2 separate regions of the Homo sapiens genome follow, and region 2 is linked to region 1. Evidence: read pairs that join two places in POLR2A ChIA-PET (ENCODE). Cell type or tissue: CD4-positive, alpha-beta T cell. All regions are shown on one strand. Each heading gives the region's core, and the rest is flanking DNA. Links, peaks and the distances in the headings are about the cores only.

Region 1 (4,409 bases), core at 2-4,001:
CTCTCTTTGAATTTTGTCACTACTTTGGAGACAGACAGTTTGGAAGAACTGAAGGTACTCAGCCTCAGGGAGAAAGGTTTGAACGTTTTGGCATAGTCCTGCAAGTCAGTTTGGCTCCTTGACTGTGAATTTTTTTAATCAAAAAAGATTAATATTTGAAACCACATAATTTGGACAGTTAATAGTTCTGGTAACATAACCAAGCCTTTTATCTTTGTAGTATTTCATTAATTAGTATCCAGTGCCTCACTTTTAGAAGAAAAAAAGAGAAAAAAGTAGTAACATTCTTTTAATGATGATGAAATTGCTTCATACCTTTGGTCTCTGCTGTATTAGGGGTTGTTCCTGGGTGCAAATTAATATACTGTCTTTTACATTTCCGGAGGTTGTTGACCTGGCCTTGAAGATCAGCCAACAGTTTAGAAAATAAGTTGTGCAAATTGCATTGCTACACCTCAAATAATTTAAAGCCTGACAGTTCTGTACAGAATAAGAGTCACATAAGATGTGATTTGTTAAAGATTATAGAAATCTCAGAAGATAGATTATGGATGAAAATATTTGTTTAATTTAGAGTACTAATAATAAAAATAGTGCATTTTACATTTTAAAAAGAAAACAATTTTTATTGTGTCATATTTTCTGTAGTAACAAACAGAATTAATTATCAGTAATACAAATTTCATCTGCTTTAATTTATTGCCTGTTTTTGAAATTAGAATAATGATATATTTGGTTTAATTATCCATTACAAATTGCCTTATTATTTTTCATTCATCTTTCACCATTAATCCAGAAACCTTAAAATAGCTTTTATTTTGACCCATGCCTTCAGTAGATATCAACAGACTTGAGTTCATCTATGGATCCTATTAGTTTAAACTGTGACAAATTTTGACTGCTTAAGCTTTAGAAAAGAATTTATTCTTTAAAATAGCCAAAATTATAAAAAATGAAATAAAGAAAAAGCTGTTTGAGAGAATCAAATACTCTAGTTTAACTAAAAATAAATAATATCTAATCAATACTGACGAAAGAAATATCTGATGCTTAGCATTGTACTTGTTGGTACATAGTAAGCAATCATTAACTGTTAAATGAATGAATGATATGAAGTTGTTGCAAAATTTTTTTTTAAATGGACAGCCATCTTCTATAAGGAACAAAAATTACATTATTTTGCTTTGCCTTCTGGAAAGAAAGGAGCACAAAATAGTCCTTGTGTCTTAGATATTATGGAAATCTTATCTAAAGACCACTTGAAGTTTACTAGAACAAATAATTTATTAAAAAGTATCTGGCGCCTTCCAAAAGGGGAACATTTCATTCTGAAAGAGGCATTTATGAACTAGAAAAAAAATGCCTTTTAGTTTCAAAGTTTTAGAGGCACCAGAGCAAGATTATAAAGTAATTGGAATGATAAAAGGTGCTTGTAAAATTGAAAAATGTAATTTTTTGGTGAAGTTAGAATTTCTGTACACTCCATTGAAACTGTAATATCAAATACTAATACCTCCAAAAAAGAAACAATGCTACAAGCACTGCTTGGTAATCTAAGAATTGTTAACACTTATCTAAATTAATCAACCAAAAAGTTAAAACAAAATATGTTATTTTGTTATGTTACCTCTAGAATTAAACACCTATCACCCATAAATCTGTGACTGTTAAAAGTTACTAGATGGCAAACCTCAGGAACAAGCAGGCAGTTAGCAGGGTTTACTGTACTTTCCACTTTCATACTTTAATGATTTTTCCAACACTATAGAAGCTGGGGCCTCATCCTAGCACAGTTTGTTCATTATTTTTCAGTTGTAGCATTTTTTAAAAGTTGGCCTTGAATTTCTGAATTGAACCATTTATTTTTTTGTGGACACAGTTTTTTAAATGAAATATACCATTTAGACTAGAAAAGAGCAAAATGCCAATACTCCCTGTCCTAGTGTCATTGTGCCCCCTGGGAACCCTAATGCAGTCCTGTGGGAAAACAACCATTTTATTGAGCGCTGCTCACTTCAGTTCATTCTGCTTTGCTGCCACTTAGTTCTGGTTCTGACCCTGATCTCCCCTCACATCACTCACAACAAACATTCAAGTTTAAAAATTAAGTTAAAAGTTAGTTACATATATATGTAACTAATGTGTATATTAAATATACTGATATATATTAGTTACATATACAGATATGGCAACAACAAAAAAGGTTATATATATACATATTTGTAACTAATATGTATATTAAATATAATGATATATGTATAAATACATATTTGTAACTAATATAATTATATTTAATATATATTAGTTACAAATATGTATATATAATATTTTTTGTTGTTGCCAGCAAAATGAGAAAGAAATTAAATGTTAACATCTATAACAATTGCACTGTAAAGCCGTCATTGTTGAAAAGTACTCCGAAGATTAATAGCGGCAGTGTTTGTTAAAATAATAAAATAATCCAGGCACTCTGCCTGTGACTTCCCCATGAGATGGCTTCCAGAAAAAGATAAATTTTTGTGTGTTCCCTTACGAGTTCAGTCTGCAGCTTCTGGGCATGAAGAGAAGCATAAACAAAACAAACAAGGCTCTAACTTTGTTATAATCCTTACGCTACTAGTAGAAATGTATGGACAATTCATGCATTTCATATTGGAAAATAAAGCTATTAGATTTTTCTTTGAGATGAACCTTTTTTTTGTAATTTATTTTTTATTTTTTATTTTTTTTCAGTAGAGATGGGATTTTGCTCTGTTGGCCAGGCTGGTCTCAAACTCCTGACCTCAAGTGATCCACCCGCCTCAGCCTCCCAAAGTGCCGGGATTACAGGCGTGAGCCACCTAGCTTGGCCAAGGTGAACCTTTTTGATAAATGAGGCTCACTAATATTTCTAGGATTTACTTTTCACTAACTTGAACTAAAGAAAGTATAAGACCTGCATAAAGTTGAGCATACCTCTATAATGTCCCATTTTAAAAAGCAATTTGTTTTTAATGACTTTTATTTGTTAAAAGCAGTTATTTCAAAAAATTATTTTTATTATTTATCATGTCATTTGGACTGAAAATACTATACCATATTTCAGTGTTAGGGCACACCTATCCCTCTTTATCCCAGACGTCAATTCTACCATATAACAAGTATGTAAAAAAGAAAACATAAAAGTGATGACAGACTCCCTAATCAACCTATTTATTGGTTCTAAGCCCAAGCCTGCAGTTCATTTAAATAGTGAAAATAGATTACTTAATTGTCTTAGAAAATATGTCTTCCATGACAAGAATTTTAGGAATGAGAAAATAACTATTTTTGGATGTTTTAACACAAATTCCCAAATCATGTTTTATTGATATTTGAAGAACCTCTTTGTCTACCAGTTCTTAAGTATAGGCTTATTTTGTAAGGCTTAAACATGTATTGGTGTTTGACTGTTAAGACTTGATCTATAACCTTCAGTGTCTTTTTCTTTTAAATGGGGTATGGACTTGGTAATGAGGCCAGAGGAGAATACCTTACAATTTATAGCATCTGCATATAATACAAGAACCTTCATGATTTATAAAATTAAAATGATGATGATGTGGAATGATGGAAGAAGCATGTGTGGGTGGCTATTTATGTAGAGGAAATTAGAAGTTGAAAGCAATGTTAAGAATTAAAATTAAATTACACTTAATTTTTTGCTCAGTTGGATAGTCAGGAAAGTACTTAAATCAGCAATTGATTTACGTAAAATCAAAACTGAAAACTGAATATACAATCTAGGAAATAGGAAAAAAATTTTTAGTGTGTTCATACTGCTAATTTCAAACCAAGCAAAAAACCTGGGGAACTACTTTTCAGAGGAGATGGCTTAAAATGAACCAAAAATATAGCCATTTCTCTACCCTATTCATTTAATGCATTCATTTATTATACTGCTAATACATGATAAGGTGAATAGGTTAAGCATCGTTTGTATATGTGTATGTGATTTTAAACCTGAGTCTTTTGAAAGATTGGTCAAAGCAAAGGATAATGAAAGCATAAAGATTTAGGGGGAAGAGTCCTCTATAAAACTAAGACTTAAACTTTGTTATCAACTTGAATGTGAAGATAGAATAATCTAGAAAGTGAATGAGAATTATAAATAAAAGGACAAATCATATATCTCATGGTTGAGAAATACAATGAGATAAATTGTATATCTCATCTCATGGAGGGTCATAATGAAAGAAGTAAGAGAGATTGCCCTTGGATAGAACCTTTCGGCAGACATTTCATAATGGATTATCATATTTTTGCTAAACTGGTAAGAATGGACTTTTCACCACATTATGAAAAAACACTTTAGAAGTCAGTTGCGATCAAGCAAATATAAGTACCTGGGAAATTAAAATCAAAAGCACAGCAGTCCAACAATAGTCAAA
Region 2 (4,338 bases), core at 339-4,338, 68 kb after region 1:
GAGATCATATCTCATTGTGTTTTAATTTGCGTTTCTCTAGTGAGCTTTTTCCATATGTTTGTTGGTGGCATGTGTGTCTTCTCTTGAAAAGTATCTAAAACAGTCACTTATCTTTTAAAGAAACTTTTTAAATCAGAAAAAAGGTGTTTATATTTAACCACGTATTTATCATTTGCAGTGCTGTTCATTCTGTTTCTTAGGTCAAAATTTCTATCTGGTATCATTTTCTTCTGCCTCAGGCACTTCCTTTTATTATACTGCTGATCTGATGCTGATTAATTCTTTCAGTAGGTGTATGTTTTCATAGCTTTTTATTTTATCTTTGTTTTTCAAAGATATTTTGAAGAGTATAGAATTTTAGGTAGACAGGCCGGGCGCAGTGGCTCACGCCTGAAATCCCAGCACTTTGGAAGGCCGAGGCGGGCAGGTCACCTGAGGTCAGGAGTTCAAGACCAACCTGACCAACATGGAGAAACCCCGTCTCTACTAAAAATACAAAATTAGCCAGGCATGGTGGTGCATGCCTGTAATCCCAGCTACTCGAGAGGCCGAGGCAGGAGAATCACTTGAACCTGGGAGGCAGAGGTTGCGGTGAGCCGAGATCGCACAATTGCACTCCGGCCTGCGCAACAAGAAAGAAACTCCGTCTCAAAAAAAAAGAATTATAGGTTGACAGTATTATTCTTTCACATCCTTAAACTATGTTGTTCCACTGTCTTCTGATTTGCCTTGTTTCCAAGAAGTCACCTGTCAATCTAATCTTTGTTCCTCTGTATATAATTTTTTTTTCTCTCTAGCAGCTTTTCAGATTTTCTCTTCCTCACTCGTTTTAAGCAATTTGATTATATGGATATTAGCATAGTTTCCTTCATGTTGCTTGTGCTTGGGGTTCATCGAGATCCTTAGATCTCTGGGTTTATATATTTAGTACGTTTTAAAACTTTTTGGCCATTATTTTTTCAAATATATTTTCTGTCCACTCCTCTTCATCTTCTTCTGGAACCCCAGTTGCACATATATTTGGCTATGTGAAATTTCCTACAGCTCACTGATGACCTGTTTTTTAAAAAATCTTTTTTTTCTCTTTCATTTTGGAAAGTTTTATTACTGTGTCTGCACGTTCACCAATATTTTTGTCTGTAGTGTCTAATATGTTCTTAATTCCATCTAGTGTATTTTTTCCTCTTAGACATTGTAATTTGCAATTTCTATAGATTTGTTTGGGGTCTTTTTTTTTCATATCTGCCATGTTACTCCTTAACATACCAATGCTTTCTTCTTTTTCTGATCATATGGAATATATAATAGCTATTCAATGTACTTGTGTACAAATTCTGTCTTCTGGATCTATTTTTGTTTAGTTTTTGTCCTAATTATGAATTATATTTTTCTATTTCTTTCCATGCCTGTTAGTTTTTTATTGGATGACAGGTATTTTGAATTTTGTATCGTTAAGTCTTGGATTCCTTTTTTTTTTTTTTTTTTTGATGTGCTTTTAAATACGTTTGAGGATTGGGATGAAGTTAAATTTGGGAACAGTTTGATTTTTTTGATTCTTTCTAAACTTACTTTTAAGCTTTATCAGAGAGACCAGAGAAACCTTTACTCTAGGGTTAATTTGACATCATTGCTAAGGCAGTACCTTTCTGAATTTTCAACCTGATGCTCCATGTATTACAAGATTTCTTGAACTATTCCAGCCCCATATGTGTTACAGTAATTTTTCTGCCTCCACCTCTGTGGTGGTTCTTTTCCCAGCTTTGACATATTTCCTCACACACAGCACTCAGCTGAAGACTCCAGTGATCTCTGAGTGTATCTCTGTTTGCGGTTTCTTCCTTTCCGGTACTCTGCTTGTGAGTTTTAGCCTCCTTGGCTTCCTCCAATATTTAACTGTGTCTCCTCAACCTCAGAGATTGCCAGGCTCTGTTGGGGTTCCTCCTTCCTGTGCTGCAGCCTGGGACTCTTTAGGCATTAAGCCAGAGTAATTACAGGGTTCACCTTATTTATTTCCCTTTTCTTAAAGATTACTGTTCTGTGCTGCCTGTTTTCTAGTGTCTAAAAACCATTTCTTCATGTATTTTAGATATTTAAGGTTCAAACCAGTCTGTTTTACTCTATCGTTACCTGAAGCAGAAGACTGACTTCTGTACTGTTTCATTTGTTAACCAGAGTAAATCCTTCATTATTCACATAATAAATTAATAAGGATGATGTTTTTCTCACAGGGACTAGATTAGGCAATATACATGAAAAGCATATTATTGACAGTAAAGTGTAAGATGCTACACAGATGTTTATCATTGCTATTACAAAGGAGATAACCCCGTTTTCCTGCAGTTAGGGAAGTTCTATATGGGAGTAAGGCTGAAAGGGCCAAAAGATATAGGTATTGTTTCTGAAAAACTGCCTATGCTTCTATGCATATAAGTATGTCATGTTGCATATTTTTCTGTGCTGTATTAATTCATGCATTCCTTTATCAACAGATACTTATTAAACACTCATATGTCAGGCATTGTTCTAGGGACTAGAGATCTCTGCCTTCAAGGAGCTTATTTTCTAGTGGTATATTTTCTGTTCTGTGTCTTAGCTATCCACTTTTTTCATCTGCCTGGACACGTGACTTATTCTGTCTCTGGGCCTCTGGTATGAGTGCTCATTTCATTCTGCCTTATAACTCCTATTTTCTTCCCTACTTTATCTGACCTTCCTACCTTAGCTTGTTCATTCTTTCCTTCAATCCAGTTGTCATGAAATCTCTTTCTTTCCTCTACTAATTTTTTTTTTCTTTCTTTCTTTCTGAGTAAAAGCCAGAGATCTGGCCCCCTGCTTACCTCTCTGAATTCTTCACTTACTTCTGACAACTTGCTCATTTCACTCCAGCTACATTGACCTCCTTGCCTTTGTTGTGTTTTGAAAACACCGGCGTGGTCCTACCGCAGGAATTTTGTACTTACTGTTCCTTTTGCCACATTCATCATTCATATGTTCATGTCTTCCCCATCGCTTCCTTCAAGTTTTTGCTCAGTTGTCATCTTTTTACTGAGTGTCCTTCCTGACCTCTCCCTACTTTAAAATGTTATGCTTTTTTCTACTACCTCTCCTGTTCCTCATTCCTACCTTATTTTTCTGGATAACACTTATTGCCTTCTAAATTGTATCGTATAATTTACTTCTTTGTTTCTTCTCCGTTGTCACACTAGCATATAAATTCAGTGAAGGTAGAGATTCTTTTACTGCTGACAAAAGCATCTAGGACATTTCCTGGCACTGATAAGGATCTGCATAAATATTTGTTGAGTGAATGAATCTCCTTGGTAAAGTCCTTTTTTGTTTGCCTGTTATATTTATTGAATAGACTTCTTTGTTTCATGTACTTTAATTTCAAAAGTGAATGGCTGGAACATTTTATATATTTTCTTATAAATCATTTTCATTGCTTTTTAAGCTTATCACATATTTTGTTTTATAAATATGTAGCCTTCGTGAGATAAAAGATTCTCCATCCCTGTTTACGTGTATACTTAGATGACAACTCTAATGGTCATAAATAATTCCAACCTTATAGATAACTCAGGAGAAGATGAGATTATAAGTAGACTTTAAATCCCATTCAGAAACCCAAGGACAATTCAAAAGGAAAATAATCATTCCAAATATAATATTCTTCTTATTCTTAAGAAGTTGTTAGTATTTTGAATTTTGAATTTTTAATACAGCTCCCATAGAAAATACTTTAAAATGAACCCGGTAAGACTTCCTCATTAAGACATATAGACACATATGCTCCCACTCCCGTAATCAAATTTGGAAGTCAAATAAGCTCTGAAAACCAAAACATTCTTCCAAGTTTATTGCAGACTCATTTGGTAGTAAAAACCAATCTGACCTGATGTGTAGCTGTTTATAGTCTTTATTTTTCCATTTGGTGAGTCCAATTATATATTTCGCTGAGGAAATACTAACGTGTTTGACTACATTGTGTGCCCCAGACCTGCTTAGAGTATTATGTAATATGCAGTATAGGCCATATATTGCCTTTTTAACATCAAAAATACCCTAAATTCTGAAATGCATGTAGCCCCAAGAGATTTGTATAAAGCATTGAGGGCCTGTGTATTTTTTTTTAATTTACAAGTGAAGCCAGATTCCCTAGACATTAAGTGCCTAACTTTTGGTTGTTGTTGCTGCTGCTGTTACTGTTTTTTCTCCAGCTTCGCAAACCTGGGTATACTTCATGTGACAAAGAAAAAAGTATTTGAAACACTGGAAGCACGAATGACAGAGGCGTGTATAAGGGGCTATAATCCTGGACTCTTGGTGCACCCTGACCTT

What was found. Peaks named below come from ENCODE experiments on the same cell type or tissue, not always from the same donor. Only the 100,000 strongest peaks of a DNase experiment are listed, where the experiment ranks them.
Region 2: POLR2A ChIA-PET joins it to region 1 with 8 read pairs; 7 of 35 experiments call an interaction of 5 or more read pairs at or near these places.

The regions. Positions count from the first base shown.
Region 1 is chr4:102,504,751-102,509,159 of GRCh38, forward strand. All of the region lies in intron 1 of NFKB1 (nuclear factor kappa B subunit 1), which reads left to right. Among named protein-coding and RNA genes, the nearest start is that of NFKB1-AS1, 4.5 kb to the left of the region's middle. In CD4-positive, alpha-beta T cell, for the core only: no CTCF peak of the experiment used is centred there; no DNase peak of the experiment used is centred there; H3K4me3 peaks cover 142 bases.
Region 2 is chr4:102,572,659-102,576,996 of GRCh38, forward strand. NFKB1 (nuclear factor kappa B subunit 1) reads left to right here. Exons shown (of 24, transcript NM_003998.4): 7 at 4,218-4,338. Among named protein-coding and RNA genes, the nearest start is that of NFKB1-AS1, 72 kb to the left of the region's middle. In CD4-positive, alpha-beta T cell, for the core only: no CTCF peak of the experiment used is centred there; a DNase peak (open chromatin) is centred at 1,853; H3K27ac peaks cover 453 bases.